Linked DNA regions of Homo sapiens: region 1 is linked to region 2. Evidence: chromatin contacts called from ENCODE Hi-C data. All regions are on one chromosome and are shown on one strand. The core of a region is the stretch at or near the end of the contact, and the rest is flanking DNA. Distances in the headings are between cores, read along the strand shown. Region 1 overlaps APBB1IP (amyloid beta precursor protein binding family B member 1 interacting protein). Region 2 has its middle 18 kb from the start of C10orf67.

Region 1 (3,418 bases), core at 514-3,013, 3.1 Mb before region 2:
GCTAAGGGTCAGACCACACAAAGCAGGCAGGTGAGCACCCAGGTATAGAAGCAACAGGTGAGAAAAACACCGAAGGTCTAGGTCTATGTGTGCAGGGAAAGTCAGAGAGGAATCAAACACAGCATCAGTGACGGATGATGGAAGATCCTTGTCCTATTTTGTGTGTATTGTTGGGATTAAAAAAGTGTTTATGGCACCTAGAAGAGAGGAAGATGGCTGCAGGTGGGCCCTGCCCCTGGTTCATGAGGGAAGTCAGCATGAGGAGTCATTTCCATGGGGTTTTATCCCCACACAGTTGCTTACAAAGTATCTGAATCATATCCTCCTTTCTTTAAATTTCCTACAAGGCTGGGCATGGTGACTCACGCCTGTTATCCCAGCACTTTGGGAGGCCGAGGGGAGAGGATTGCTTGAGGCCAGGAGTTTGAAACCAGCCTGGGCAACATAGAGAAACTTCTGTACAAAAAATTAAAAAATTAGCCAGGTGTGGGGGCACGTGCATGTAGTCCCACATACTTGGGAGGCTGAGACGGGATGATGGCTTGAGCCCAGGAGGTCGAGGCTGCAGTGAACTATGATGGTGCCACCAAAGTCCAGCCTGGGTGACACAGCGAGACTCTCTCAAAAAAAAAAAAAATTCCTACAAAATGGCAGAAAGTATTTAAGTAGATATTATCTCCATGGTTTCACAAATTGTCTCCCAAAACAACTAATATGGTATTAAAAATCTTGTCATGGGTTTTTAAGTTATTATTTTAATAAGGGGAAATTAATGGAAAAAACAATAAAATTCCAGAACTGCTCATGTGAATTGCTTTCTATCTGAGTACAATAGTGTGAGAAAATAAAGGAATCCTTCAGATGAATTATTATTAAGAGTAATTATTGGTGTTAACACATTTCAGATTTTTTTATGAGAGTAATCCATTTTATAAGAATAAATATAGATTTGTTTGCTGACCTCAAAACTGCCAACTAGCATTACAATAAGCTTATAGGAATCAAATATAATTTGAGTAACAAGAATCTTGCCATTGATTCATTCTCCTGAACCCTTAAATTTGGAAAAGCACTAAAATAAAGTCTGGAAATGTGACATCGATGAGTCAGAAAAACCCACTGAACCCAAAGGCCTTCGTTTCTCAGGCTGTGCACACCACTGCTATATAACAGGTTAATGACGTGCCACAGTGAATCATCCACCTAAGATGGAAATAACTCAAAACAACAGCGCGTTCTCGTGACCTCTCCCTGCATTCATCTGGTGAAAATCTTTCCCCCTGCCCTTTCCCCTGCCCTTTCATTCCTTTCCCCCAGAGTCTGTTACTGAGTTATTAAGTGGAGCCAACATCAAAATTGTGCTGAAACGTACAGTCATAAGTAAACTTGCTTGTGAATGGATCACAGTTGCACCCACGGTGAAGATAAAAAGACATTTGACTTCAGGGCAGTTTGTTAACAAAAATTATTAATCTGTAAATTCAGTCATATTACATAATTGACCTCCCTGCAAGAAAACCTTATTATTGAAATGGACAGACAAGAGTTATACACATGTATACAGTGTACACACACACAAGCGTAAGAAAATAGGGCTGTGCCTATATGTACGTGTGGTATTTTCCAAAGGTCAAAATAAAGATTAAAAGAGAGAGAGAGAGAGAGAGGAAAAAAAAAAAAACACCCAGCCCTGACAGCTAAAAGTCTTATTTGGGTTAGCAGCCAGAAAGAGCTGGGGTGGAGTTATCACAGTGAAGCAATGCATTGCAAACAAGCCATGCTCACATCGTGACTGGGTGGAGTTAGAATCTTTTTGTGAGTATGTCACTTCTGAGTTCATTTTATGTCTTGGGAAGAACCACAAGTTGTTGATGAAAAAGAAATGGAAATACTACAAAATCAGCTAGATTTTGTGATTATTATTGTTATTATTGGATAGATGAGGGGTGAGGTGGTTGAAGCCGCTTGTCCAGGCTAAAACTTTCCCTTAGATTCCTTGAACGACAAGGAAATTTTCCCTAATGCTTAATATTTCTAGGCTTCAGTTTTTCAATCCTTAAATCGTTTCTCTTTTCCACCTGGATACATTTCAAAACTATGTCTTTTAAACATTTATCCTAAGTACTGTGATGCATATGGTTTACAGGACATATGTTTATATCGACGGCAGAGTTAATCTCACACATTTAACTCAGTTTGCATGCAGTTTGGGATGCCGTGAAGATCAGCAATTCCAGCCATGGAATCTGGAATTTTGGACCTGGATGAGGGCGGCCTTTATTGCATCGGTCAGAGTAGCTTGCCTAAACACAGCCAGCTCAACATCCCCCAGGCATTTCCCTCTAAGTAGCTCCGACTCACTACTCCCCTTCATGCATTCTCTTCCCATGCGCCTTAACTTGGTAAAAGGCCATTAGTCACATATCAGTCTGACTTAGAACCCTTGGCATAGTCCCTTACTCCTCCCATTTTTCCATCTAGTCGGTCGAGGAATCTGTTGGCTTTTCCTGTAGAAGGCTTCTCCTTGCCTTCATTCTCTCTATCAAGCCACAGTTGACACCTCACCAGCTCACCCAGCCTCCAGCCTTCCAGACTCCCCATCAATATTCACCACCACCGTTGCTGCAAATTGCAAATACAAATGTGAATGTGTCACTCTCCTGTTTAAAAATCTTCCCTGGCTGCTTATGATGAAGTGGAGAGCGTTCAGGCACTCAGCGTGTCTTTCAAAGTCCTTCCTAATTTGTCCCATTCGGGGCCTTTTATTTTTTAATTTATTTATATTTTTTTACATTATTTTATTTTATTTTTAGCAGAGACAGGGTCTTGCTATGTTGCCCAGGCAGGTCTCAAACTCCTGGGCTCAAGTGATCCTCGCACCTCCACCTCCCAAAATGCTGGGATTACAGGCTTGAGCCACCAGGCCTGGCCTCAGGACCCTTGATGTTTTCTGAACAGGCTTTTTAGAACTCTTTTTGTCTTTGTATATGCTATTCCCTTTAAATAATATCCTCCTCTGTGCATATCTCCTTCATAAAATCCTACTGATCATTCAAAATCCAGCTGTCATGCTAACACTTTAATGGTATCTTCATTCCCAGCAGAGATTTGCTATCTACTGCACTTGGTAAACATGTCAGTAAATCCTGGCCTTAACAACCAACTTGACATGGTATTTAATCTCCTTGGACTTCAGTTTCCTTGTCTATAAAATAAGGAAAACAATAATGCCTAATTCTTAGGCTTGTTGTGACATCTAAACAAAATAGCCAAAAATACTTAGCATGAATTTGCAATCAGCATTTGCCACACTGAATCACACTCTTTTTGTTATCGTTATAGAATCTCTTAGAAAACTGGGAGTTGTTATTAAGTAAGAATCAGATCTTGTTGATGTTTGTGTTCAGAAATGCGTCGT
Region 2 (3,975 bases), core at 503-3,002:
AGAACTGCTAATCTAGAGAGATGCTACAGTGTATGAAGAGACGAGAGCTGGGCTCAAGCCTCAAGGAGCACCCACGTTTAATAGTCAGGAAGGAGAGGATAAACAAACAGGTCAGAGAGGAAGCACTCAAAAAGGTAGGAGGGGACCCAGGAGCAGCACCCGTGGCGTCAGGAAGCTAAGGCAGTGCCAGGTATTCAAAGGAAGAGTGGTCGAAGTGCTTCTGAAAAAGTCAAGTCAGAAGAGAAGTGAAAAATATCTTTTGACTCAAAATGTGTTTGTCTGACCAGTTCCATGATCTGAACATACTTACAGGGAAGGGCAGACTGAGAGGGGAATACTGGGGTAAGGATAAAGGTGAGTGTGTCAAAGAGTGATAGTTGCCTCCTCCTCCCATTCATTCTCCTTTTCTATGGTATTAGGATCCTGATTATTTTTTGTTGTTGTTGTTGTTGTTTTATGTTGTTTTATGAAAGAGGATCTTGCTCTGTTGTCCAGGCTGGAGTGCAGTGGTGCACAGCTCAGTGCAGCCTCAAACTCCTGGGCTCAAGCAATCCCCCCGCCTCAGGCTCCCGAGTAGCTAGGACCACCATGGGCTAGGATCTTGATTTTTAACTTATCACATGGCCAACCAGAATAAACAACGACATTTACCCCCTTGCAGGTAGGGGTAGCCAGGAGACTAAGTTCTACAAATGAAGTAGAAGTGGTTTGTAGCTACTTCTGGGAGCCCCCTGAAAGACGGCTGTTCTCTTGGCTACTTTTCATCTCTTCCGCCCTCCCTTTGGCTGTAACACAGACATGATGGCTGGAACTGGAGCAATCATTTAGGCAATGAGGTGACCACAAAACACAGAGGACTGGCAAGACGCAAGGAACCTGGGTCTTGAGGTCTTGGTAGAGCACAGCCACCTCACCAGCCTTGGATTGCCAATTGCTGCCTAAAAAAGAAATGAACTTCCATCCTGTTTAGACCGTGATTATTTGAGCGTCTATTATTCACAGCCAAACTTAATTCTAACTCTTACAGTGAATGAGTGGTTTTATGGATATGAAGTTGAAGGGGTTTTTCTCTAATGGTTTCATTTTCTTTGTGAGGTAGGATGTGAGATCATAGGACGACAGCGAAAGGTTGCAGAGTGAGATCAAAGAGGCAAGTATAAGAGAGTCTGAAATTGCTGTGGCTGGGCGTGGTGGCTCACACCTATAATCCTAGCACTTTGGGAGGTCAAGACAGGAGGATTGCTTAAGCCCAGGAGTTTGAGACAAGCCTGGGTAACATAGTGAGATCCCATCTGTACTACCAAAAAAAAAAAATTAACCAGGTGTGATAGTGGGCTATAGTCCTAGCTACTCAGGAAGCTGAGGCAGGAGGATCGATTGTTTGAGCCCAGGATGTCAAGGCTACAGTAAGCCGAGATCACGACATTGTACTCTAGCCTAAGCGACAGAGCAAGAGCCTGTCTAAAAATAAAAAAAATATTAAAAAAGTAGAATTCTAAGAGTGAGCTAGGGAATAAATCAGGCTAGTCTTGAGTGCCTGTGCTGGATATTCTCTGGTCTCCAACCCAAGTTTTCATTCTTCTCCATCCTGCTGTGGTTCAAGAGCTGATTTTTTTATGCACTTCTTCATTCAAGCTCCCTCCCAGCTCTGTTGGGTTCTTGAGTTTGGTCATCCGGAGGTGCCTGCAGAATAGTTGGGCTGAGCAGAGAGACAGGTTGGGGTAATAGTTTCCTGTTTGTCAGTTGCTGCATTCCTTTACTGAACTGAAGACCGTAGCCCCAGCTACCTGCTAGGCTGCTAAGTTCTGGTAATGTCCCCCCTTCCCCCTGCAGGATGAAAGGTGGAAGCTTGCTGGGTCTCCTTATCCCCACCCACACCTTTGTAAATCTTCCTTTTCTTCTTTCTTTTTTCTTTTTTTTTTTTAATAGAGACTGGGTCTCACTATGTTGCCCAGGCTGTTCTCAAACTCCTGGCCTCAAATGATCCTTCCCACTTCAGCCTCTCAAAGTCCTGGGATTACAGGCATGAGTCACAATGCCCAGCCTTCCCTTTCTTAAGCCTTCCTCAGTTACCCTTTCTAAGTGTGTCATCTGTTTCCTGATGGGACCTTGCCTGGTACTAGGGCCATCTGAGGTTGGAGATCACAATTTATGGTAAAATCAATAGGTCTTGTGGTTTGACTTCCCTTGCTGTACCAAGATGCCCAGGTGTAAACAGAGAAAGCAAGTTATAGTTTAGCCAGCTGCATACACCATGAGGAGAGTCAAGTGAGCTACCAAATTGGCAGCTAATATTGAAATGATGTAAGCTGATGATGGAGGAAGTGAAGAAAGGATATGGTAGAGGGCCTGGGAGGGAGCAGAGGAGTTATCCTGCTCCTTACTGGAGGATCTGGCGGATCAAAAGGCAGGGACCCTGGAGTGGGCAGGAGAAGATGAACCACAAACTAGAGGTTGAGAAAGCATGGTCAGAGAGTGAGATACTTGAATTAGTGAAAACAGAACTGGTCAGACAGAGCTGAAACCCATTTAGGGCCTTTATATGTCCCCAGGGCAATTACTATGAACAGGGGACACTACACAGGGAAATTAAAGAAGAAAAATATTGTTCTCCTCTCTGGAGGACTTAACAGTTGAACTAGGAAGGCAGATGAACAGTGCACATAAAATGCCAACTGAATGGAACAGAGTATAAAAAGATGTTCAGAGGAGGAAGCCTCCCCCAAGGCTGGCCCATTCTGAAAGATGTGGATGTCTTAGTCCCTTGTCTGTTGCTTATAACGGAATACTTGAAACTGGGTAATTTATAAAGAAAAGGAATTTATTAATTTATTTCTTACAGTTGTGAAGACTGGGAAGTTCAAGGTTGAGGGACTGCATCTGGTGAGGACCTTCATGCTTGTGGCAGGGGGACTTCCTGCAGAGCCCCAGGGAGATGCAGGACATCAAATGATGAGGAGGCTGAGCGTGCTTGCTCAATTCCCCCTTCTTCTTCTTATAAAGCCACTAGTGCCTCTCCTCTGATAACCTATTAATTCATGAACCCTCTAATCTATTAATCCATTTTTATGACCAGAGCCTTTATGACCCAATCATCTCTAAAAGGCCCCACCTCTCAATAATGGGATTTACGTTTTAACATGACTTTTGGAGGGGACAAACTTTCAAACCATAGCAGTGGAGGAGGTAGGACTCGATAAAAGCTTTGAAAGAAGGGAGCCTTTGGGTCTGAGAGAGCTGGGTCACTTTAGGCAGGGAGGTTGTGTGAGCTACAGGGCCAGGCATGCGCAAGGAGTTTTGGAATGAACCAGATTAGTAGGAGGGCAGAGTCTGTGGAGAGGAACACAAAAAGAAAAAACCAAGAGATGTGTCAGGGGCCCCCAAGACCATCTCTAGAATTGATGACTTTCTAGAAGGATTCACAAGACTCAGAAAACAGTCATACTCACAGCTGTGATCCATTCCAGCAAAAGCATGCAAAACAAAATCAGCAAAATGCATGGGGCAAAGTCAGGAGGAAACCAGACACAAGCTTCCAAGAGTCCTCTTGGAAGTTACCAGGATGTAGTTAATTCCTACAGCAGCAAATTATGACAACACCTATGAAGTGTTGTCTACCAGTACCAGTCTCATTAGTGACTCAATGTTCAAGATTTTTATTGAGAGCTTGTCACCTAGGGACCCACTTTCTAGCAGTACAGAAATTCCAGACTCCAGGAGGGAAAGCAGGTGTTCAGCAGGAACCACACTGATTGCACAGTTTAAGCATATTGAGCACCACTTCTCAGATAGGGAACGGCAGGAGCCCTTCCCAAATCCAGGTTTCCTGGTGCCAGCCAAGGGCCAACCTTGCAAGCAAGCCTTTCTAAGGGTAGCAGTCTCAGAACTGGTGCATTAAACTCTTCTCCACAAGGAGTTAGTAAGGGATTGTCCTAGGAGGACTTTAGACACTAGCTCAAGGGGATTGGGCTTCAT

What was found. Hi-C counts contacts between places; a loop is a spot of excess contacts on that map. Pooled maps may share reads with other maps.
Region 1: a map with no recorded cell type shows a loop between it and region 2 (7-fold over the local background). The contact joins two enhancer-like sites. A Hi-C loop is called at or near these places in 2 of 37 single-sample maps with no recorded cell type and 5 of 50 pooled maps.

What each region holds. Positions count from the first base shown.
Region 1 is chr10:26,485,461-26,488,878 of GRCh38, reverse strand. The region is part of intron 2 of APBB1IP (amyloid beta precursor protein binding family B member 1 interacting protein); the gene reads right to left. Among named protein-coding and RNA genes, the nearest start is that of APBB1IP, 49 kb to the right of the region's middle. RefSeq lists an enhancer at 1,607-1,656. Within about 2 kb of position 1,763, at least 13 of the 41 ENCODE cell types and tissues checked have a DNase peak (open chromatin) inside an H3K27ac peak, as active enhancers do.
Region 2 is chr10:23,360,813-23,364,787 of GRCh38, reverse strand. No RefSeq gene overlaps it. Among named protein-coding and RNA genes, the nearest start is that of C10orf67, 18 kb to the right of the region's middle. Within about 2 kb of position 1,752, at least 3 of the 41 ENCODE cell types and tissues checked have a DNase peak (open chromatin) inside an H3K27ac peak, as active enhancers do.